Linked DNA regions of Mus musculus: regions 1, 2, 3 and 5 are each linked to region 4. The links are chromatin loops, found by intact Hi-C in ENCODE. Cell type or tissue: left cerebral cortex. All regions are shown on one strand. Region 1 holds the start of Rgs7 (regulator of G protein signaling 7). Region 2 has its middle 42 kb from the start of Fh1. Region 3 overlaps Rgs7 (regulator of G protein signaling 7). Region 4 overlaps Rgs7 (regulator of G protein signaling 7). Region 5 overlaps Rgs7 (regulator of G protein signaling 7).

Region 1 (5,000 bases), 190 kb before region 4:
GGTCATAAGTAACTAGAGGTCTACTCCCAGTCAGACAGATATTCCATGTCTGAGGCTGGAGGAGTGAACAGGAGAGGAAATGCTGGTGGCATCATTGGTCTTAAACTTTTCAAAAGGGAGAAATACCAGCATCCTCTGTAAGCAAGCTGCAGTCATGTCACAAGAAACAGATTCAACCAGTGTAAGAAAGGAAAGGATCATGGGAGGATGCGTTATTTTAATTAGGGTTAACACAATAAGGCTCACTGGGAGGGTATCTTCTGAGATAAGAATGGAAGATGACACCAACATTTGAGGGCAGAACATTCCAGATAGGAGGGATAGCCAGTGCAAATGTCCTGTGGCACCAGAATATGGACTTTATCCACTTATAAATGCATCATGAAACAAGGAGACCCCATGACTGGAGCAGAGTGGCCCAGTGGACTGGCTAGCTTTGGCCAACTAACATCAACTAGATTAATTTTAACTGAGGAATTGCCTACATCAGCTTGGCCTATGGCCACCTCTTTGAGGCATTTTTGTAGGAGGACTAAGCCCACTGAGGGTGGTGCCATCCTTTGACTGTATAGGAAAAGTAGGTAAGCAAGCCAGCAGAGGTCAGTCATTTAGCTGAGCTCCTCCAAGGTCCCTGTTTCAGTTCTTGCCTCTGGGTTCCTGACTCGAGTTTCTACCTTGACTTTCTTTGATGATGGACTGTACACCAAATATTCCGTTTCCTTCCCCAAATCGGTCTTGCTTACCATTTTATCACAGCAATAAAAAGGAAAACGAGGACACCAGATTAGCATATGAAATTCAGAATGGTAACCGCATATTCATCTAACCCTACCTGCTGCTGGTGTCTCAAGGACACCCTTTAGTTTGACTGGCTTACATCCTTTGGGAGGTGCTGGATAGAGAAATCACATAGCAGTTACATTTGAAATGAACACTCTGGCTGCTCTGCATGGAACCTGTTGATTGGGTTGATGGAAGGTATGGGAGGGGGGCATCTGTTTTTCTCCCCAAACTTGATTGCACACTCCCTGAAGATCAAAGCTACCTACTGGATTTGTTCAAATTCTTTGTAGAAGAATAGGAATCTTCCATTCACAGTAAATAAATAAAAATAAATAAATACTTTCAGAATAAAAATGGGTTCCTGCATCGGTGGGTAATAACTTAGGATGCCTAAGCTTCCAATTATTTATAAAAATAGATGTTCATAAAAATAGGTACTGTTTCTATTATTTCAAAAATATTGATACAATTGAACTTCCTTCCCTAGGTGAAACCATTGAAGTTAGATTTATTTCTCTTGGTGGAACTATTAAAGTTTGACGTTTAAAATGAAACAAAACAAACAAACAAACAAAAAACCCCCTTTTAAATGTCCTTTGGGGGGTTGATGAGGTTATAGGTAGGTCTTTTGCCTAGTGCTCAGAAGGTCCCATCTGGCATATAAAATGCATATAGTACCACATTTAAGAATTTCATTTGTTTAACAAAAATATTACAGTACATAAATGGATGGTAGAGAAAATAGTAAGACTAATTTGAATAATGACAGTTGAGAATCATGAGAACGTTAAAATATAAGATACAGATGGATTTGGTGGTATCTAGGCTATTTCTTCTAGTCTAGATCTGAATAATGCGAGTCCCTGGAAATTGTAAGGTGATAAATATAATATTGCATACTGATAGAGTTATGAGTTGTCTCCTGAATTGAATCTTCCTCCTTAGTTCTTTCCTGGCAACTGTAACTATCCTTACAGGCTCCTTCAGGCCATTTCATTTAGGGCAAAGTGGTGAGCACACCCAGTGACTTTTTCCATATCTATCTATATCTAAAAGCACATGAGTATCCAGACAGTAGAGAGAGCAAGGGGAAAGGAAGGAAGGGAGGCAGGGGGCTGAAGAGAGAGCAGCCGGTTTCAGCTAGAGTAAGACCACCAAGAAACTATTAGGAGAGAATGGAAACAAAGAGAATTTCCCTAACAGTGGAAAGATTTGGGGAAATTGATGGAAAGTAGGGAGAGAAGTCAGACATGGCTGTGGGTAACCTGGCCTGGGAACGTGATCCTGTAGTATTTAGAACATGGGTACGGATAGATAAATGCTACTTTGAATGACACCTGAAAGAGCCTGGGTGAGGCTGGAAACGTGACTGGTACCCACAGATATTTGGATAGCAGTTATATTAAGGTTTACCCTGCTTGGAGAAGCAGCCACAGATGGCACTGGATAGCCAATTCTGGTGCCACCGGTTTGTAATCCCAGCTGTTTGGAAGGCTGAGGCAGGAGAATGTTGAATTTAAGGTCTGTTTGGGCTAAACTGAGTTTAAGACCAGCCTGGTTGGACGCTGTCTCAAAAGTGAAAAACAAACAAACAAACAAACAAACAAACGAAGGTGCTGGTAGAGAGGGTTGTGAATGGGATGCAGCTCATTGGCAGGGGCCTTAGGTTTAGTCCGCCTACACACACAAATCACACTGGCTAAATCGTCTTTATCCTCAGTCCTATAGAGGAAGCCTTCTCAGATGTTCAGATTCCCACAACTTCCTAATGTCCCAGAAAGCTGGGTACATTTCACGAGGACAAAAACTTTTTTCTTTAATGTCTTCCCAGTCCTTGAAAAATTAGTGCCGGAAACCTGAAGAATTTCTGGGGTTCGGGGTATCAGCAACCCCAGACCCTTTGTGATTCTGTGAACCCCAGTAGAGGACAAGGACTAAAGACAAGTTTCTCTGAGCCCAGTAGGTTAGACCAGCCAGACATCAGCCATGGGCCTTCAATGTCACAGGTGGTGAGATTGTTCGCTTTTGGTAGAGGCCTCCAAATTCCTTCCCGGTATTTCCAACTTAATAGGAGGCAGTGAAAGTCATGGGCAAACAGGCTGGAGTGAGGAAGGGGGCCTGCCAATGAGTCATTTGGTCCTGGCCATTGCTTTCACTTCTGGGATATTCCAGCATCTCTCTGGGCTGTTACTTAAGCATAAGGATTATCAATCATTTGCTTCCCTAGTTCTGCCAGCAGGGTCGCCAGGAGCGCGATGCAGACCTGCCAGCCGCAGGGGGCCTTATCCATTCATCCATTTACCCACTCACCCACCCTTTCACCCACCTACCCATCCACCCACCCTCCGCCAAGCCCTTCCTCCTGCTTAGCTCAGTTTGGCTCTCCAGGCCTGCGGCGGCGCGTGGGCTTGCCAGCGCGGGGGACAGGGCCTGTGCTCCCGAGGGGTTGCGGGGTCGGGAGGCCGGGGACACCCAGGGGTGTGGCGGCGGCGAAGCCGAGCCCGTCCGAGCCGGCACCTTCGGGCGTCCCTGTCCCACGTGACTGTCGCCTCCTCCCTCCTCCCAGTCGCGCGCGCACGGGCCAGGCGTCTCGACTCCCGCGCGCGCTCGACTGGTCCCAGTCCCCGGGAGGAGAAGCGGAGGAGGGAACGAGCGAGGCGGCCCGGGGGAGCGGGCGCGAGCGGCGGCTGCCGGGGCCGCCTGTGCACCGCGGCGAGGGTGGCGGTGGCCTGAGCAGCGCGAGTGTGATGAGGCTGCCCTGCCTCGCAGCTCCGCTCGCAGCCAGCTGACAGCGCCTGCCCTCAGCACACCCGGAGGGGAGCCGCGGGGCCGTGACCTTGGCCGAGGAGGTAACCGGAGGGAGCGGAAGGGGAGGAGGCGGCGCCACCTGGAGTCCCCGGGACCCCTGGTCCCGCACCCGGTCCTCGCCCTGCGACGACGGGAGTCACGGTCCCCAATGAGTGGCGCGCCCGGCCGGCCGGGCTGGGGCGCTGCGCACGCCGCGGTCCACGGTGCTGAAACTGCTGCCCGGTGTGGCCAGTGCCTGGATGAGGGGCAAGGCTGCCTGCCATTTGCTGCCTCCGAGAGCAAGGGCCGAGCAGGATGAGCTGGGACCCAGATTTCTCTGCTCTTCTGGCTGATTGTTCCAGGCTTGTGCAGTTAGCTTGCTCTCGGAGGTGAGCCAGGTGATTGCTCAAGGCTTGACTTCCCATCAGCCTTGGGTTGCTTGGACCTAATTTGGAAGCTTTCTTCCAAAGATTAGTCAGGATCAGGTCCAGACTTAGCGCACCGAGGTGGGAGCACAGAGGAGCCATGGGCTGGCAGTGAAAGCAGGTGAAAGTGGAAAAGCCTATGTATGCCCAGGCTGTGTGGGGAGCCCAAGAAATGGAGAACAAACATGTGCCTGAAAAGAACACTTGTGGGGAAGGGGCCTCTGTCGCGCCTGCCATGGGAAACTAGCTGGCTACTAGGAGAAAGTGGGCTGCAGCGGGTGTTGGCTTTCTGCCCTTTGGGGAGAACCGCATCAAGTGGAGCAGCAAGTATCCAGGGAGAACAGTGGGTATTAGGGAAGTGCCAACCATGGGGTTTTTAAGTAAGTACCTAATACTTTTAAAAAGAGAGTATTCACAAAATGAAGTCCACAAAAACCTTAGCTAGCTGACTATTTCGAACTGGAAGGTTGTCTGTTGAGATTTCCTGGGGCTACTACAGATGTAAACTTCTGCCTTTGTATTTCTTTAAAAAAGAAAAACTCCATGTCTGGTGTTCTCCTCATCCCAGAAATGAAAGAATTCTTCCCGTGGTTTGGGTACTGTGAACATGAAGGTGTGTGTGTGTGTGTGTGTGTGTGTGTGTGTGTGTGTGTGTGTTGGCGGATGTCTGTTCCCCCCAGGACTACCAGGCTCTCACTAGAGGCTCTCTAATTCTTTGCAGGGCAGATTGATCATCCTTGTATCTGAGCTACCAAGTTCTGGGTGAAATGGCTCAGGGAAATAATTATGGACAGACCAGCAACGGGGTGGCGGACGAATCACCCAACATGCTGGTGTACAGAAAGGTAAGAATTCTTCACTTCCCTAGGAAACGGGAAACTTCAGCTTGATTTCTTTTTCTTTCTTTCTTTCTTTCTTTCTTTCTTTCTTTCTTTCTTTCTTTCTTTCTTTCTTTCTTTCTTTCTTCCTTCCTTCCTTCCTTCCTTCCTTTCTTTCTCTTTCTTT
Region 2 (5,000 bases), 280 kb before region 4:
GAGACTATGTCAGGTTGAGAAACTAATCATCCCAGTGAGTTTTAACAGTCTTTTTGTGAAATGTAGCCTAGTAAAGAAAAACAGATGAAGGGATTGAGCCATTCTGGGTGGATGATTATTTTTCAATATCTAGATGAGTAGGAGAGCTAACCCTGGCTGTTCATAGTGGGAGGAGTTCAGGGCCTGCTGCTTAGGGAGATAAAGATGGAGGTCCCCTACCACAACAGCTCTGAGGTGTCTGGGTCTGGAGAGTTGGTCAAAGAGGAGAGCAGCCGGTTTGCAGAGCATGTAGGCAGCTGACAGCTCTGACACAGACTCTGTGGCTCTGGTTAGAGTCCAGATCTTGTCCCACATGTGCATGGAAGCCTCAGGAGCAGAAGCCGGGGCAACCCCAGCCTGAGTCAGACTCCTAACCCTTTTCTAAACATTAAGAGATTTAGACACTTGTGTATCTATTATAAAGTTGATTCTTTTTCTTATACCAGAGTCACCTTTAATTGCCTTTCAAATTAATACTTGGAATAATTTCAAATACATACATGTATACACATGCTAATATATATATACATATATATGTGTGTGTGTGTGTATGTTTGTATGCATATATATATGTACATATACTAATACATAAATAAATTTGCCTTAGTACTTTGATTCATAGGTTTGAAGTACCCTGAGAAATAAGCCATAGGTCCCTAATTTTACTTTAGAGTCAGGAAATGTGTGATAACTAAACCTCATCCCTGACAAAGTGGCAGTTGGGAAGGGGAAATGTGACTATGTGCTCCCTGATCAGTGACATAAAGGAACAGCATTGCCTGCATGGGTTAGATGGTTTCTATATGCTTGGCCCAGGGAGTGGCACTATTAGCAGGTGTGGTCTTGTTGGAGTAGGTGTGTCACTGTGGGTGTGGGCTTAAGATCATCATCCTAGCTGCCTAGAAGTTAGTATTCTGCTAGCAGCCTTCAGATGAAGATGTAGAACTCTCAAGTTTGCTTGGATGCTGCCATGCTCCTATCTTGATGACAATGGGTTGAATCTCTGAACCTTAAGCCCGCCCTAATTAAATGTTGTCCTTTATAAGATTTGCATTGGTCATGGTGTCTGTTCACAGCAGTAAAACTCTAACTAAGACAGAGGGATAGATGTTAAAGTGAATGAACACTATGATGGGTTATGACATAATTTTACTTGAGTGTTATGTTATTTTTATAAATTGAAGTGGATTAAGGAGTATATGGGCTGGAGTGATAGCTCAGAGGGTAAAGGCACCTGCTGCTAAGCCTGACAGCCTGAGTTGAGCAAAGTCTCAACTGTGAAACTGAGTACATCTGATTGGCCTATGGGAGTGTCTGTGGGGGACACTCTGATTATCATAATTGATTTGGCGAGACCGAGCCAACAGATATGTAGAAACTCCTTGCAGATGATAAAAGAATATGGGAGAAGGAAAATACTTGTTGTTTCATCACCCCACTGTCCCTGTCGGAGTTACTAATTCCTTTGCGGATATCAGAACCATATTTTTAGAACTTCCAGTGTTGAGAGAGGACCAGTGGTTCTCCAAGACTTATTTCAGGTTGGGGTGGTTGAGGGGCCCATCCTGTGGACTCTCGGTTCCCTGCTTGTCGGGGTTGTAGGTGTGTGCTGCTAACACACGTGACCTGATACGGTTCTTGATATCTCCCCTGAGCATCTGGCTTACTTGGGAAACTGAGGTTTCTGGGTTTTTAAAGATCCCAGTTGGCTTTATTTTCCATTCTATAAATATGACAATACTTTATTCCACAAAACAGAATAAATGTAACAATGCCCCTAGTTTCTGGCTTTAAGGACAGAGAAAGGCTAGCATAGCAGAAATAAAACCAAAGATCAGATGGATTATTTTTATTTTTATTAATTATTTTATTTATTTACATTCCAAATGTTGTCCCCCTTCCTGGTCTCTCTTCCACAAATTCTCACCCCCTCCCCCTCCCCTTTGTCTCTAAGAGGGTTCTCCCCCACCCACCTACCCACTACTGCCTCACCCCTCTAGTATCCCCCTGTGCTAGAGCAACAAGCCTCCACAGGACCAAATGCCTCCCTTCTCACTGATGCCAGATAAGGCAGTCCTCTGCTACATATATAGCAGGGGACATGGACCGGTTCATTTATGTTGGTGATTTAGTGCCTGGGAGCTCTGAGGGGTCCAGTTAGTTGATACTGTTGCTCTTCTTATGGGGTTGCAATCCTCTTCAGCTCCTTCAGTTCCTTCCCCTAACTCTTCCATTGGGGTCTCCAGGCTCAGTCCAATGGCTGGCTGTGTCTGCATCTGTTTTAGTCAGGTGCCAGCAGATCCTCTCAGAGGACAGCTATACCAGGCTCCTGTCTGCAAGCACTTTAGTGTCAAGGTTTCAGATGGATTATTTCAAAGTTATTTTTCTTGTAAAGGGGTCATGGAGAGGAGGTAGTGGAGACATGGCTGGTTAGTATCAGGTCACCACAGTTAGGTAACAAGATGGTTTGCAGTTAGAATGAGTCGTTGGGGGAGGAGCTTATTGTCATGTTCACTCTGTTCTTCCAGTGGCCTTCTAGATTTTATTTTTAACAACATAATGGTTGATTTTCTCCTGTTTTCAGGAGAAATAAAACATTTCTGTGTGAGCTCTGCTATTGGCCTACTGTGCCACTTGGAGTCAGCCTGCTTCCACGAGTTTATGCTTGAACCTGAAGACATCTCACTTTCGGTTGACGTCTCCAAAGCAGCTGTAAGTGCCTATGTGTGATGGAGTCATAATTGCCCTCTACTATAGCCATGGTCTGGCTGGAAGTTTCCTCCAAAGCCCTTGAATTCCTAGGCTTGAAAACCATCTGGGGTACCTTAGGAGTTAGTGATAAGAACTTTTACTTTTGTTTTATTTTATTTTATTTTTAAATAATATTTTAATTTATTCTTTCAGAATTTCAAACAACAGATTTTGTTTATATTCACATAGCCTGAAAGTCCTCTGAGATCATCTGCACCTCTCTACCTGTGCAACTTTGTTTCCTCTTTTCTTCTTCTTCTTCTTCTCCTTCTTCTTCTTCTTCTTCTTCTTCTTCTTCTTCTTCTTCTTCTTCTTCTTCTTCTTCTTCTTCTTCTTCTTCTTCTTCTTCTTCTTCTTCTTCTTTCTTCTTTCTTCTTTTTCTTCTTCTTCTTCTTCTTCTTCTTCTTCTTCTTCTTCTTCCTCTTCCTCTTCCTCTTCCTCTTCCTCTTCTTCCTTCTTCTCCTTCTTCTCCTTCTCCTCTCTTTCTCCTTCCTCTTCCTCTCCTCCTCCTCCTCCTTTTCCTTCTTCTTCTACATGGAGTCCAATTTGCCCAAATTTTATTGGGGGTAAGGCTGATGTACCAGGGTTTAAACCTTAAAGAAAACTCTCCCTCTCCCTCCCCCCTCATAATCACTGATCTTCTGACTCTTAAAATCTTTTGCACTCCTCTTCCCTGATGATCTTTGGGGACAGGGTATGACATAAATGTCTCATTTGGGGCTGTGAATGCTACATTTTTTTCTTCTCTTCATGTTCCAGCTGTGGGTCTTTCTGTTCATCAGTGTCTACAGCAAGAAGCAGCTTTTCAGATGAGAGTTGAGGGATGTAATGATCTATGAGTGTAGCAATAATAGGTCCTTAGAGCTGGTTTCATAGCATACCATCCTAAATATGTGGATTTTATCTATTGTTGTTGGTATCTTTTTTTTATTAGATATTTTCTTTATATACATTTCAAATGCTATCCTGAAAGTTCCCTATACCCTCCCACCACCCTGCTCCCCTACCCACCCACTCCTGCTTCTTGGCCCTGGCATTCCCCTGTACTTGGTCATAAAATGTTTGCAATACCAAGGGGCCTCTCTTCCCAGTGATGGCCGACTAGGCCATCTTCTGCTACATATGAAGCTAGAATCACGAGGTCTGGGAGTACTGGTTAGTTCATATGCTTGTTCCACCTATAGGGTTGCAGACCCCTTCAGCTCCTTGGGTGCTTTCTCTAGCTTCTCCATTGGGGGCCCTATGCTCCATCTTATAGAGGACTGTGAGCATCCACTTCTGTATTTGCCAGGCCACTGTATTTGTACAACCACTCTGGAAGTCAGTCTGGAGGTTCCTCAGAAAATTAGACATAATACTACTGGAAGATCCAGCAATACCTCTCCTGGGCATATACCCAGAAGAAGTTCCAACTGGTAATAAGAACACATGCTCCATTATGTTCATAGCAGCCTTATTTATAATAGCCAGAAGCTGGAAAGAACCTAGATATCCCTCAACAGAAGAACGGATACAGAAAACGTGGTACATTTACACAATGGAGTACTACTCAGCTATTAAAAAGAATGAATTTATGAAATTCTTGGACAAATGGATGGATCTGGAGGATATCATCCTTAGTGAGGTAACCCAATCACAAAAGAAGTCATTAGATATGCACTCACTGATAAGTGGATATTAGCCCAAAAAACATAGAACACCCAAGATACAATTTGTAAAACACAAGAAAATCAAGAAGAGGGATGACCAACAGGTGGATACTTCATTCCTCCTTAGAATAGGGTACAAAATAACCATGAAAGGAGTTTGGAGCTAAGACGAAAGGAAAGGATGATATCTTTTTTTTAATGCTTTAAAGAATATTTTTGTTTCCCTAAAACCAAACACAACATCTAGTCACTGACAGTGTGTGGCTGATGTCCTTCTTTCTGGTGCTCAGTTGCATATAAAACATATGTTGTTGTGGAACTCACTGCAACATGACACCTTCTTAGCAATGCCCTGGAAGAAGGTCTTTCTTCCCCACCTAAAGAGAACATTCAAGGATCTAGGAGACTAGAGTTCTAGTCTTGATTCTGATATTAAATAGGAGTTGACCTTGGTATTGTCCATTGACTTCTCTGATCCCAAGCTTTTTCATCCATAAAATGGTAGAAGTTAAAAGACCTTTAAGGTTGACACTAACTCGACCCTTGAATCTAGGCCACCTT
Region 3 (5,000 bases), 230 kb after region 4:
AGTTTCCACTTTGTGAGACAGCTTTCACAGAGCGCTAGATTGACTGGGATCTGCATTAACAGTATAGCTCAGTAGTCTAAATGTGACAGGATAAAATATAAATACAAAGCATTAAACAATGACAAAGACTCAAAACTTAGTTATTCTTGAATATTCTTTTTAGTAAAGTGAGTACATTTGTTTTCTTTGTTAGGTTTTGAAAGAGGATTTCCCTACATAGGTCAGGTTCGCCTTGAACTCTATCCTCTCCTGCCCTTACCTCCTGAGTGACAGGACCTCAGGGGTTCACCACTACACTCAGTTGTGAATGAACCTCTTTATCTAGCTTTATGCAGATTCTGTGTTAGTGGTAAAATGTTCTTCAGCCTTGGACGTTGTCGTGCTTATTCACTTCAGCACAAAATCTCATTCTGTGTCTTGCGTTATGTGTTTTAGAAATCTTTTTAACTGCTAGATGACCTCAGCTTCTCCATCTATAAACCTTACTACCCTGACTCAGATCTTTCCTTATTTGTTTCTCCTATTAAAGATCAAAATATGATAAATATCCTTCAAGTTAAATGTGGATTTTCTTCTCTTAATATAGTCATTTAAAATTGAACTTATTGTTTAATTGTAATATTACTGTATAAGGAAACATTCTTTCTCACTTGCTCAATCTCATGCCTGGTCTCATATTTTTCCTAACACAAGATGGACCTTCAGTGATAAAAATGATCCATTCGGGGTGGTAGGAATAGACTTCATGTTTACCTGTTTCCCAAAGCCACTTGTGCTATAGTTTAATGACAGAAGACCACCCCTGCCAACTGGTTCCCCAGTTGCTGGTAACTATACAGGCGCTTTCTGCTGGCCTTGCCTTGTTTTCTAAGGCACCAGCCTTTGAACAAATGACTTTTAACTTGCTCTTATTAAGTGTAAAAATTATTTTGTATAATCTCCCCCAGAGTGTAAACATTTGGGGAGCATGGTTCTGTTATGCTGGAGAGTGAGGTCCTGAGTAGTGTTGTGAACTCTTGTGTGTACACTCCCCATTCCTGCCCATCCCTGACTGCCTTCTATTTAGGATGGAGCACTCCTGGTTGAGACTTGGCTGTTTGGGCTTCTCATCACCATAGAGCAGCTGAGCTGTGGAAAGTTCTCTGAAGTGCCAAGAAAGAAATAGATAGTCTTTCCATTAAAAATAACAGACAGGAAATCTGACTTGGGAATCTAGCATCCTCATCTCTGTCACTCTCATACTGCTGCTGTATGAACCATTATACTAGTCTCTCGAACATTTACCAACATGTATTGATCTCTGGGTTATGTGCTACCCCGCATGCTTTTTAAAATAGAACACATTGGAGATATAGCTTGGTAATAAGGGTTTTGCTTGGCATATGTGAGGTTCTGAGTTCCACACTCAGCACCACAGACACACTTCTTAAATTATAGATTAGCTTACTTATCCTTGGTGTCCCCTGTTAAGGTATCATTTTTTACTACAGTGAAACAGGGAGAAAACAGAGAGCATTCACAAAGGTTATCTTATAGAGTATAATTCTAGCAAGAAAGTCTCCAGGAAACCTGTTACATCCTTGATTTACATGAACATCCATCCTAATGAGGCAAACACCCATGGCAGCTTAGAAGCAGATTAGAAACAGAGAGAGAAGAGCTTTGCATTTCATGTCTGTGCCCCTGTGAATTTTTACCACTAGGAAGGTTTTGTGGCCCTTTGTTTCTACTAAAGTGCTATGGCTTTATTTGCTCAGGATAACAGGTACATTAACATGGAAAAACTGTTAGAAATTGCTATGACACCTTTGGTGAAGAACACTTATGAGCTGGCCATTGGGCCTCTCCAGTAAAGGGAAAGCAAACCTGATCAAGAATGAACCTACGTCTCCCCTCTCTTCCTTTATGGATCTTAAGCTTCTCTCTTTCATCATTTTGTTGGCAGATACAGCTATCCATCTTGTTTTAGTGAAACTGGTTGTGACAATAACTTGCCTGAGAAGATAATTCCAGTTTCCCTGCAGCATGGTATAAATTCATGGGTGAAATGTTTTTGGACCATGTAGCCAAATTTAGTGTGGACAGGGGTAACTTTATTCTCCCCTGACAGCACCATTAGTTCTGAAATTGTCACTTGAGTTGTACAAGCAGTGAATGGTATGTTGCTACTGAGTACCCACTGCAACCCCAGAGGCTCCCAGGGAGGGCGGGTTTGAGGACTGAGCTATGTTCACGTTGTTGCCACATGTACCGGACACAGAATCTGAACCAGGATTTCCTAAGTTCTGTTCTACTGAGTGTAACGCCCTGATTTTGCGCTACTGGCTGGGAGATATCAGGGAAGATCATCAGAGAGGCTTCTAAGATAAATCTACAGCTCAGTGGTAGCCTGCATTCAGCCACCGCTGGGTTCTTTCCTCTGACAAACAAATCATAGTTATTAAGTCCCTACACTGGGTAGGTACTGTCTTTTCTGATTGGGAATCCATAGGTAATAAGACATAAAATATGCTTTAAGTGTATTCATGATTGTAAGAAGACAGAGGTGACTCAAATTACTATCTTGGGATGTAGCTACCACGCACATCTAAATCGATTCTCTCTTCCTATGGAAGCTGACTGTCCAGTGAGTAGAACAAGATTCCCAACAGCTTTCTCAGTGTGAGTCACGGTGGCTTTTCTGGGAGCTCAAAGGAAACAGAGAAAGGAAGGATTAAAGCCCAAGTAGAGACCCACAAGATCAAAATTAGAAAGAGGCGTGAGGACTCAACAGACTCTGGCCAGGACAAGTAAGGATGTTTCCAGTGAGAGCAGCTGAGTATAGAAGACAATCAAGGAACCAGACTGTGTTTTGGATTTTCCCACACACACCTCTTGAGCTGCAGATGGTTGCAGTGGGGAAGTTCAGAGATGCTGCAGAGAGGATGGCCCTACTACAGGATCAGTGGCTACTGATCTAAGACACACATTAGTTGCTCATGACTGAAAAATGACTGCTTATGTAAAAGAGGTATAAGAGGAACAAGATTTGGAATACCAACATATTTACTGCAATGTATTAAGGCCACATTTACTGGAAAGTGAGATTAAACTTTGAACTGCCTGAGGTAGGATTCACAATTTCGATAAAGCAGCCAATATTATTTTTCTTTGTCACTGTTTTTATTTGAAGATTGTTGAGCTTCCATTATGATGCCAGTATGCTTGGGTCTCAGATCACCTCATATCCATGGATTAAACTGTCACTGAAGGAAAAAAAAAGACCTAGGAATGCTTGCATGCAACAGTCTTAACATCACAGCACCTGGCAGCATTCTTTGTAAATAGTTAACTCAGCCTCAGTCTAAATTACCTCATTAAGTCTAAATTACCTCTAAATGTCATGCAGCAGGAATTTTTAAAAATTGTATCAGTGTTCTAAGGACAATGGTGTGCATAGTCTCTTTTAAGTGTATTTCATGTTGCTGGGGAAAGTGTGAATGGGACTTAAGTAGATAAAGATAGGGCTCAATGTGACATCAGATTTAATTGCCATTAGCAATAGAGTCAGATTTCAATTACATCTCCTTGTGAGACCCTGTACTTGGCAGTTCTATCTCTTGACCAAGCCACCTATTTCTCATTTTCTTTCATCTATCCTAAAACCACATATGGGGTCATATATGCTCCCTGACACTGCCCTGTAAAACATTTTTCAGAAAACCATGAAAGTCACTTTGATGCTGATGGAACACTGCAGGGGTAATGCTTTTACTTTTTATAATCTGTGCTTGTTCCTGGATGGAGACCATTTAAAATAGTAAAACAAGAGCCTCCTTGTAGACGCTGCAAGCTTTTTTGGAATTAGAAGTATTCTGAGTGTATCTGTAGACATCTCACCATGGCTTCCATAGCCCTGGCAGACCACACAGCAAGCCTGGATTGGGCAAGTTCTGTTGAGTGCATGCAGCATTACAGTCTCCCTGCTGCTGTATTCTTGTTTGCCAGTAGTCAGAGACTGAGAGAGACATGAACAAATATTAGACATCCCCACAGTCATTCATTATTCTTGTGATTGCAACCAGTGTGAGGCCAACAATACAGCAGACTGTGACAACTACTGAATCTTTAAAGTTTAATCTAGAAGAAGAGAAGCAAAGTTCAGCTATTGTTTGTTTTGTTTCTCCAAATCATACAGAAGACTTTAGCATGGAAGACCTTCTTTTAATTTGGTCTAGTTCATGAACAACACCACACACACACACACACACACACACACACACAAACACACAATTTTACCATAGGCATTGCTCTACTACTACAACGACGACGACGACGACTCTAATAAGAGTGTTCACTTAAAATATACATATTACTGTCTAACAATATATTAATAACACTAGAAATAAAACAAAATTCATTAGGAAATCTTCCTCTTTTCTACTTTTAAATTGTAAATATAAAAGGTATTTAGAGAAAGTACAGAAAAAGATGGCATTATGGGTATCTCAGAGCTGCAAAGGAATTTAGTACAATTTCTTCAACCAGGGCCAATCCCTAGAGTCTTCTTCCATGAGCTCACTGTTTGTGCTGGCCTCTGAGGTCCTTGGAACATGGTAGGTTTAGGTGGTAGAGGCATCAAATTCATCCTTGTTTCCAGGAGCATCTACTCTTCTGAAGTCTCTAAGAATCACCTCTACTTCTGCTTTCCATTGATCGAAATTTCTCATGTATTACCTTTCTAAGTTGGATCCAACTTTTCACATCCCCAAGTTACTTGTAGCCTAGAAAAATGCAGATTCTGTGAGCCCATTTTCCATAAACTGAATTGCAATCATTCTCTGTGTGTCTCTGTCTCTTCTGCCATGGTTGCAAGCATCTCTGGACAGTATAGCATAAGGGCTGTCTCCTTAGGAGTGTTCACACTCGAGTTCCTCTTGACCAAATAACACTACTCACTTGAGCTACATCAGAGTCCCTGCAAGGCTTTTTATAGCAAAGCTTGATGGACAGCACTTCTT
Region 4 (5,000 bases):
ATGATACGATAGTATACATAAGTGACCCCAAAAATTCTACCAGAGAACTTCTCTAGCTGATAAACAACTTCAGCAAAGTGTCTGGATATAAAATTAACTCAAATAAGTCAGTAGCCTTCCTTTATACAAATGATAAACAGGCTGAGAAAGAAATTAGGAAAACAACTCCCTTCACAATAGCCACAAATAATATAAAACATCTTGGTGTAACTCTAACCAAACAAGTGAAAGATCTTTATGACAATAACTTCAAGTTTCTCAAGAAAGAAATCAAAGAAGATCTCAGAAAATGGAGATGTCTCCAATGATCATGGATTGACAGAATTAACATAGTAAAACTGGCCATCCTACTAAAGGCAATCTACAGATTCAATGCAATCCCCATCAAAATCCCAACACAATTCTTCAAAGACATGGAAAGAGCAATTCTCAAATTCATCTGGAAAGGCAAAAAACCCAGAATAGCGAAAATAATTCTTAACAATAAAAGAATGGCTGGGTGAATCACCATCCCTGACCTTAAGCGCTACTACAGAGCAATAGTGATAAAAACTGCATGGTATTGGTACAGAGACAGACAGGTTGATCAATGGAATAGAATTGAAGACCCAATTTCTGAAATGTCTCTACATATACTTCTGTCATTTTGTACATAGTCCTGAAAATGCCAGTCAATCCCAAAAGCCAATGAAGGGGAGCTATGTTCTGTAGTATCAAATATTCAGATAAAATGTACATCTTCACTTAAAACTAAGGAAGTCCATCCATCTTCTTCTTATAGAAGACTGTTTTCATCTTTAATAAGTGGTAAGTTTTTATATAGAATTAGGAGTTTTTAAGTGAATGTTTTGTGAGCTATTAAAAGTAAATATCTGATATATGCCTGGGGTTGTCTAAAAATGTCTCTGGTGATATGGGAGTTACATGTGGAAAAGTTTAAGAAGTCTTCTTTTAGCTTCTTTTAGGCTGCTAGTTTTTGATGTGTGGTTCCAGGACCAGAAACAATAATCAACGAATCCTGACAAAATTGTTAAAAAATTTAAAAATAAATGAACAAATCCCCATTCACTATCCCTGCAGGTAATTGTGAAGCAGACAATAGTTTGAGAATTATTGGTGTATAGAGAGTGAAATAAATCCTCTTCTTGATACCTACTAAGTGACGGAGCAGAGATTCAAATTTCCCTCTGTTTCTAACTAAACATCTGGGATCTTCCTTTGTGAGCTACATGTGAAAATCAGTGTTAACCATACATAACTCCTAAAAAAGGGATGGGGAATTAAATCGAAAAGAGAAAAATGTTTATGATATATTATCCATAAACCGTGCAGTGACACAAAGACAATATTCTTCAAAGCTGGCTCTCAATCAGCCTCCGCGATTAAGCTGTATCCACTTTCAAAATTGCTGTCATCAGAATCATTTCACAATCCCTTCTGACTGAGGGAAAGGATTATGGCACCTTCTGTTCCCTCCCATTTTGCAATTAAGTCTCCCCTCCCCTTGCTATTCTGTTTTAATTTAAATGCTATTAAGAGTATCCTCAAAGATCAGTGGGTCAGAGAGAGAACTTGTCAACCTTAGGCTACATTTGGAAGGAATGTTAGAAATGAACACACATACACCGCATCCAGACATCCCCAAGGTCAGGGGAGGGAAATGTTCAGGAAGTGGCTGGCTGGCAGAATTCAGACCTTCTGTGTTGTAGCTTGGTGTGTTTGTTGCTAACAGTGAGATGTATAACAGGGGAAGACAAAGTGGCATTGAGTCACCTTTCTTTCTGACCATGCATTTCACCTAGCCTGTCTTCTTGCCAGCACACATGAGCAAGTACAAACTGCCTGCAGGACTTGGAAGGGAAATTCCTTGCTCAAATGTTGCCAGCAGACAACAAAATTCATTCTTGGATCTTTTATTTTTCATATTATCAAAGTGATTTTGGTACTTAGACGTAGAAATGAACGAGGGTCCATAATATAATGAAAGGAATTGGTTCAGAACCGAGTGTCTTTTTCCCACTGATGTTAATCAGTTAAAATGGATAATTAACTCTCAAATTAATCCCTGAGAAAATAAGGGAACATCTGTTGAAGTTTTAGTCTGGGGCGTTTTGTAAAAGAGCTTGGCAGTGGGTTCATGTTGGGCTAGGGAAATTTTGAGCTCCACCTCCGTTTTTTTCTCTCCTTTTGAAAGTTTGTCAAATAATATACACTCCACATGAAGGTGTTACAGCCTCCCCTGAATTGGCTCACTGATGTGTGAAGGGTGCCATTGCTGAATAGTGATGGAAACTTCCAGACTATTAAATTCAAGTGCCTTAGTAATAGCGACAGAAATGTCTCCCAGTGTGATGATGTAATATAAAAAAGTTACACTTCCAAAATACCCAGAAGAAGCTGGACTGCACCTTTACCTTGCTATAAAAGAGTTATAAAATACAATGCCAATGGACCTACATCTGAAGATCTCAATTGGCTTTGAGATTCTAGAACTGGCCAACCTACTAATCCAAAATGGTTCAGACAGCTCCTCCCTACCTCATGGTCAGGTTTCATTTATAGCTAGATCAAAGAATGGAAGGGAGGCAGTTAGACCACATTCAATGGTAGCTTGTGCCTATGTTATTCCACATGGCTTCAGCAGTTGATAATGTGTGACTGGCTGAGCTCCTGCTACCTGTCCCATGAGCATGTTGTAAGCAGCTTACACATCAAGCAAGGTTATAGAAACCTTTAGGCCAAGCTTAAAATATGTGCAGAGTCAGCTTTAGACAAAACAATACTCAATTCAACGTAAGCATACATGTAACATAATTAAGAATAGTAATAAGAGATACAGGGTGAGGTTTGATTGGTTATCTAAACCTCACCTCTTCTGACCCTTTGTAGTATATGCCCATTTAAAATAAACTTCTTTATGAGCATGGGTGTTTTGCCTGGATGTATAGCTTTACCTCACTTGTATTCCTGGTGCTTCCAAAGGCCAGAAGAGGGCACCAGATCCCTGGGAATGGAGTTAGAGCCAGTTGTGACCCACCTTGTATGTGTGCTGGGAGTTGGACATGGGTCTTCTGAAAGAGCAGCAAGTGCTCTTAAGCCGCTGAGCCTTCACTCTCTCTCTGGGTTGCAGATGCCCATTTTCATGTATGTGTCTGAGCTTTCTCACATCTTAAGACTTGCTCAGAAGGATTTTTGTTTATCTATGAGTTTGGTGAGAACACAGTCTCATAGGCTCTACCTTGTACCATCTGACATGGGACCCAGAAATCCGTTTTAATAAACTGTAAATTTCTCTGGGGTACACTCTGGTTTAAGAAGGCACTTCTCTATGGTGTGGGTAGAGGGGGGAGATTGCATTCTATTCTGGTCTTTTTTGCCAGTGATTGGCTTATAACATGCCCTTAACCCAGTTCTTGAAGTGACCCAAAGGGATTTCTTCTGCAAAGATACTGTGAAAAGCTCTTTTGCTCTTTAAAGGATGGAAAAAAGTAAGAGGTAGGAAACCAGGGACCCTAGAATTAAGATCCCAGCAGAAAAATCTACCCTCACAGTGAAATGTCCTTCCCTGGGGTACCTGGAACCTGGGGGAGCACTCATCTCCCAGGGCACAGACTCCCCCCCCCCAGAGCTAGTAACTGAGACATGGGGCCAAATCCATATATGCACTACTTGTTTGATCACTTTTGTAAAACGTAGCCCTTGTATAGGCAAGGTGATTACAATTTAGCTGCGCCACTTTGCTACAACTGTAAGTCAATTAAATTTTTCTTAAATTTGTGACTTTTTCTTATAAATAACAAGTATTAAGAATTAGAAGAGCTGGAATTTTCAGTTACCATAGAGTCCCACATTGAGTTTGTACATAGGTACATTAAAATATGTCTGGGCCCCACACTGTGACAATGAATACCACATAGTCATGGTAAAGGGTGACAAGTTAAAAAATGTGGGACCTGCAAAATGGTTCAGGCTCTTGATGCCAAGGGTGGTTATTTGTTCCCCACTGGAACCCACAGTGGGGAAGGGGAAGGAGAGAACTGACTCCTGGAAGTTGTTCTCTGATTTTAGAGGTCTGCCATGGTACACTCACTTCTACAGGCATGTGCATACTTGAATACAGCTTTGTGTGTGTGTGTGTGTGTGTGTGTGTGTGTGTGTGTGTGTGTATGTGTGTGTGTGCGCGCGCGTGTGTGTGTGTCTGTACATGTGTATGAGCATGCACACACACACATGCACACACTCTTTAAAAGAGTGTTCTAATTAGATTTAAAGTCACTCTACCTCATGCTGAAAGCACTTAAAAACAAAGTTAAAAGCCCTTGACTAACACATTGAGTGTTTGTTTTATTTCTAATGCTTAAAGCCCCAAAGTGGTACACTTGATCATGCCAGACCATTCAAGTTAATCTCACGGGGCAGTCATCATTTACCATAGAGCCTGAGAAGAAGAAACTCACCCAACTCATTGCTCTTTTGTAGAATTTATGAGAAACCTTCTGAAAAAAGGGTGTGGCCCAACTTTTAAAAAATTCTGTACAGTTAATCACACTCCCCATGGTGCTGACTACCATTAAATACTAACTATTCTTCTGGTAATACATGTGTGAAGGAATATAAATATAATTATCGAGTTACCTAATTGACATTTAACTTGCCAGCTTAAGCCTACAGGTATGGGAAAGGGGATTTGGAGAATTTCTGGCTCTTAAGTGAAGTTCCCTGTGTATTTCTTTGAAAAGCAGCTTTTATTTTTTGTTAATCTGCATAGCCACTGTTTCTAAAGCAATGTCTCACAAATGGGATGGAAGTATTTCAGAGCAATAAAAAGCATTTGTATATTTACACACATATTCCATAGGCAATATTTTCTAATATTATAAATGACCTCTAGACTTTTAAATAACACATCTTTTTATATTTCCCCCTCGCATTTATTCTAGTATGCATTTGTGATATATATTCTTTAACATTTAACTACTATTTCAATTTTCATTTTGAGA
Region 5 (5,000 bases), 120 kb before region 4:
GAGTATTTTGAGATAGCACAAATTGTTTAGGATCCCAGGTGCTATTCAGGATCCCAAGGGGCAGGGGCCACTCATACTAAGGGAAGGCCACCTACATTTCTCAGACCATGCCTTTTTATGTTAACCTCTTGCACCATCTCCTCCTATCCAAGAAACAATATTAATTTCTGGGCACCTTTGCAACCTGGTCAGGTCTACCTACAGCATCATCTATATCCATCCTGAAAATTTTGGCTATGTCTGTCCTATATGACGTCAGTGGGGGGTTCAGGACATACTTTGGTGGGAATTGTTTGATTTTACACAATTTACTTTTTCAGACAAAAAAGTTTGAGCTTATTAGCACATTCCCTCTATTGTTTCTCATATGGCTCTTCTGGTCCAGTCCATCAGGAAGATCTCCTTGGGAAGGATCCTCCTACTTTGAAAGGTTATGAAACTTGTTTATAATTTTGGACTCTTCAGTTCACATTCAAAAGGAGACATTTTTAGCTGTGTAAGTTCCCACCAGCAGAAAATACACAGGTTCGCTTTCTATGTAGGTCTTAACTCAGATGAGGAATATTTCAGCTGCAGCAGTGATATTTAAAATGGGAGCTGTGTAGAAGTTAAAAGAGAACTTATATCTCGCAGGGAAGCGGGAAGCTTTGTTTCCATGCATGCTGCTTCAAAGCCATTCTGAATGTCAGATCCTCTGTATTTCTCATGACCAGACGATGACCACCTCTAAGAGAGAAGAGAACATTAAGCCAGAGCTCCATCTAGTACTTGTTCTCTTTGATCTAAGCTACACTCTTCATCAGTGAGCCGTTAGTCTACTTTCCAAAGCTATCAGGAAAGCGAGAATCACTTCAGTTCCCATACAGTGGGAATATGGCTTAAAGTTTGTTTGTTTAAAAAAGTTGGAGTAGGGTTAAGATGAGGTTCTGATATTTTGCAGTGCTCAAAGCAAATGATCACTAGAAGGTCCAAGCTTAGAGATTATTTTGGCATAGCAAGCTTGATGGAGTGAATACATTTCTCTCATTCCTGGTATCTAATTTAAAATATGATTGCAGTCAGGTAAAGGGCATGGGATTAGCTTGTCATATTAGTTATTTTCTTTTCACTGTGATAATATATCTGAAAAAAGTGACTTAAGAAAGGAAGAGTCTAGTATGGCCCATAGTTTGAGGGAAGTCCATCATGGTAAGCAAAACAGGGCAGGAGTGGGGGGCAGATGGTCACACTGTGTCCACAATTTGGAAGCTGAGAGAGAGGAATGCTCTTATTGCATGGAGTTTGCCTGCTTTAAGGGTGAGTCTTTCCCCTTCAGTTATCCTAATGTAGAAACTTCCTTATGGTCATGCCCAGAGATTTTGTCTCTGGGGTGACTCTAGATCCAAGCTGACATTCAATATTTACCATCATCCTTGTAGAGACTGACAGCTCATGCTACCTGACTCCAGTTGTATTAGTCACGGAATCTCTCTCTCTCTCTCTCTCTCTCTCTCTCTCTCTCTCTCTCTCTCTCTCTCTCTCCCTCACTTTCTCTCTCCATACACACAAAAATACACACAAAGTGGATTTATTGAAATGATTTATAGGCTGTAATCCTGCTAATCCAACAATGGCTATCTGTGAATGGTAAGTCCAAAAATCCAGTAGATGATCAGTCCACATGGTTGGATACCTCACCTAGTCTTCACTAGATGCTGGAATCACAAAGAAGTAGGCTCTAATGCCAGGAAAGGAATACATGTGTTAGCAAGGCAAGGGCAACCAGGTAAAGAACATAAGTTCCTTCTTCCATTTCCTTATATAGACTTCTTATATAGAAGTTATGGCCCAGATTAAAGGTCTTCCTGTCTCAAGGAAGGCATGTGTCTTCCTATCTCTAAAGCCTGGACTAGGAACGAACTCACCCACTTTCAACGAAGCATAAACAAACAAAACAAAAACTCTCACAGGCTTGCCCTCAATTTCTAGATTTTAGTTCATTCCAGATATAATCAAGTTGACAAACACTAGTAGCCATCACACCAGTGAGGAAAAGACATTCAACTAGAATGGTGGTCACCGGAGAGGGGAAGCAACTGTCAACTCAGAATGAGTGGAAGGATGCAAGGGGCCAAGGCAGGTAAAAACTGAGTGGAGCCATTAGAGGAGGCAGGGCTGCACTACCAAGCCACCACAGAAAATGAGGTGAATTAACCAATTTTGTAACATTCAATGTCTCTGAGTTTATTATTTTTAAATATGCATTTTATCTGTAATTACGTACACACATGTGTCCATGTGCATGGGTGTGTGCATGGGAGTGTCGGAGCCCATGGAGGCCTGAAGAAGAGGGTGTTGAATCCCACGGAACTGGGGTTACTCACAGTTGTGAGCCACCCTAAGTGTTGGGCACAGAACTAAGGTCCTCAGCAAGAGCTCCAATCATTGTTAAACTCCAAGTCAGTTCTCCAGCCTCTTAGTTTATTTTAGAAAACAATTTTTTCATGCTCCTGTGTGCTGTTCAGCTCACTTCACTTAGCACCGGTTACGGTGCCAGGAGCGGACAAGGCCAGAAAGAATGAGCTATATTTAATTCAGCTGTATAAGATTTCACACTTACCAGCCAACTTTCAGTCCACAGTCCTCAGTGGCCATGGTGATGTACAGTGCTGGGGAATGCACCCCTGTGTTGCTCGGGCAACTGTGCAAAATATAGCTTATTTTAAAAATCAATTTGTATGTATTCATTCTTTAATAATTCATATACCTAAATGATGTACTTTAAGTAGATCAAACCCCTTTTTCTCCTGCAACCCTTCCAAGGTCTCTTATCATGTGTTCTCCTCCCAACTCCATGTTCTCTTTCATAGTCCACTGAGTTCAGTTATTGCTGTCTGTTTGTCTCTGTGAGTGGGGGCAGGATCCCATGGATACAGCAGCATGGGCATCCTAAAGGGGGCTACCTCCCTACCCCTGCATCCTTCAGTTGTCAAACCACCTTAGCCAGAGGTGGGCTTTTGTGAGCCTCTCCCTGTATCTATGCTGGATTTTTAGCTGGCCTGATCTTGTATAGATCTCACAACCACAGCCTCTTGAGTCCATGAACGAAATAGCCCTGTCTTGTCTAGAAGACACTATTTTACAACAGTCCTTCCGATTTGATGTCTGGGTCTTACAATCTCTCTGCTCCCTCTTCTTCAATGTTCCCTGAGCCATCTTGAAAAGGGGGATATGATATGGATGTCTCGTTAAGGGCGGCACACTCTGTAGCTGCTCATTCTTTGCACTGTGACAAGCTGTTGGTCTTGGTACTAAAAGCAGTCCAGTATAAAAAGAAGCCTCTCCAAAGAGACTGGAGAGCTGCACTGAGCGATAGCTTCCGAGATAAGTATTTAATTTGCTCCTTAAAAGCCACTGAGTCTAAGGATAATACCCGTGTTGCCTTCAGATAGAGGAGATGTATCTATGGGCCATAGAGAAACAGATCTCCCACACATTGGACTCATCTTTCTTTTTCAACTATTTTAAACTTCTTTCCTTTTCCATGCTTTCTTAATCTTTTTTTCTCCCTTCTGTATTCATCACTTTCTCAGTATTACTAGGGACATATGGACATTCAAGCTAAGCATAATCTGCTGACCATTATTCATGGGAAATGCTTAGCAAATTAGGTGATAATTTTATTACTATTCTTGCTGCCTACTAAAATCTACCATGATATTAAAAACATATGCAGCCACTGAGTATCTGTAGTACCCTCTATGATTAATATTCTTGAGGTCTCAATTTTCAAATCCAGTAGCAATAGACAGATAGATAGATAGATAGATAGATAGATAGATAGATAGATAGATAGCAATTTAACAGTAGGCCTTGGCTGGCAACTTCGTGGGATGGGAGACTTAGAGACTTACTTGAGTCTAGCCTTCTGCCAGGATTATCATCACTTGATGCCTTCTTCCAGGCATTACTGTGGGTATCCACCAAGTGGCATCTGCTCATGGCTTTAAAAATACACCTTTGAATTTTGAGCATCTGCCATATTGAGAGACTTCCTACCACATTCCCACAAGGTATATAGGTATGTTTCAAACAGATTTTGTTTTGTTATTATGAGTCTTAGACAAGGCGTTATTGTATCCCAGGGTGTCCTTAAATATGCTAAGTAGCTTAGGATGGCCTTGAACTTCTACTCTTCCTGACTGACTCCTCCCGACTGCTGGGGTTATAAGTGTGTATGATTACACCTGATTTATGTGGTGCTAGGGACTGAACCCAGTTCTTATGCTAAACAAGCACAATATGAACTAAGCTACATCCTTAATCCCTGAGTAAGTTTTAAAAACAAAATGTAGATAGAATTTTTTTTCAAAGGGAAAATGATAATTATATTAATTTTTGAGAATGTGTTAAGAAGTTCACAGAGACTTTATTTAAAAAAAAAAAACAGAGTCCCAAAGGTCTGCTAGTTGTTCCATTTTTCTTACACGATTAAAGCTAAACTAGGAACATGAAATAAGTTGCTAAATTAGGAAAGAGAGATAGCATGGCCAGCCAGTATCACTCAGAATCTGTAGGGTAATGGCTAAAAGATATCTGTAGGTGTTTATCTCAACAAACAACAAAATAGGTACTTAATCACGCAGAGTGACCATTCAGAATTGAGAGTAAACATAGGGTCCATTTCAGCTCCTCTTCAGTGTGCCATGCAGATGTTGATATAAGGCATACAAGCCAAGGCCAGCGATGAGGGGGAGTTAGGAGTGTGCTAGAGGTGATGCACATTTTCACAGTGTAGAGTTGGAGAAATAGAAACAGCTTTAGCAAGAGAGGGAGAGTAGACACTGTCCTGCTGCAGGCCACCCCTGACCAGCCCTCTATCAGCCACCATGGCTTTTTGTAATTGGAGGCTTCTGGTACCTTCTACAGTCAGGATAATACCTGTGGAAAATTGTGAGAAAAATCTATCCTCATGTTCTCTTCTGTGTCCTTGAGCTCCAGATGTATTCTTGCTTTGTCTC

Evidence for each region. Hi-C counts contacts between places; a loop is a spot of excess contacts. Peaks named below come from ENCODE experiments on the same cell type or tissue, not always from the same donor. Only the 100,000 strongest peaks of a DNase experiment are listed, where the experiment ranks them.
Region 1: a loop joins it to region 4, with 2.3 times the contacts of the local background. A loop is called at or near these places in 2 of 42 quality-filtered maps.
Region 2: a loop joins it to region 4, with 4 times the contacts of the local background. A loop is called at or near these places in 2 of 42 quality-filtered maps.
Region 3: a loop joins it to region 4, with 3 times the contacts of the local background. A loop is called at or near these places in 2 of 42 quality-filtered maps.
Region 5: it touches region 4 in a loop (2.1-fold over the local background); 2 of 42 quality-filtered maps call a loop at or near these places.

The regions. Positions count from the first base shown.
Region 1 is chr1:175,490,893-175,495,892 of GRCm38, reverse strand. It overlaps Rgs7 (regulator of G protein signaling 7), which reads left to right and starts at 3,348. Exons shown (of 18, transcript NM_001347195.1): 1 at 3,348-3,632; 2 at 4,717-4,840. The coding sequence starts at 4,763. In left cerebral cortex, a CTCF peak has its summit at 3,001; DNase peaks (open chromatin) are centred at 3,902, 3,978, 4,189, 4,642 and 1 more place; H3K4me3 peaks cover 2,367 bases; H3K27ac peaks cover 1,885 bases.
Region 2 is chr1:175,580,687-175,585,686 of GRCm38, reverse strand. No RefSeq gene overlaps it. Among named protein-coding and RNA genes, the nearest start is that of Fh1, 42 kb to the left of the region's middle. In left cerebral cortex, a CTCF peak has its summit at 2,666; a DNase peak (open chromatin) is centred at 2,690.
Region 3 is chr1:175,067,776-175,072,775 of GRCm38, reverse strand. All of the region lies in intron 17 of Rgs7 (regulator of G protein signaling 7), which reads left to right. Among named protein-coding and RNA genes, the nearest start is that of Grem2, 150 kb to the right of the region's middle. In left cerebral cortex, no CTCF peak of the experiment used is centred here; DNase peaks (open chromatin) are centred at 1,110 and 2,740; H3K27ac peaks cover 1,061 bases.
Region 4 is chr1:175,297,808-175,302,807 of GRCm38, reverse strand. The region is part of intron 2 of Rgs7 (regulator of G protein signaling 7); the gene reads left to right. Among named protein-coding and RNA genes, the nearest start is that of Rgs7, 190 kb to the left of the region's middle. In left cerebral cortex, a CTCF peak has its summit at 2,984 (motif pointing right); DNase peaks (open chromatin) are centred at 1,803 and 2,281; H3K27ac peaks cover 1,974 bases.
Region 5 is chr1:175,418,654-175,423,653 of GRCm38, reverse strand. The region is part of intron 2 of Rgs7 (regulator of G protein signaling 7); the gene reads left to right. Among named protein-coding and RNA genes, the nearest start is that of Rgs7, 71 kb to the left of the region's middle. In left cerebral cortex, no CTCF peak of the experiment used is centred here; DNase peaks (open chromatin) are centred at 542 and 2,553; H3K27ac peaks cover 1,988 bases.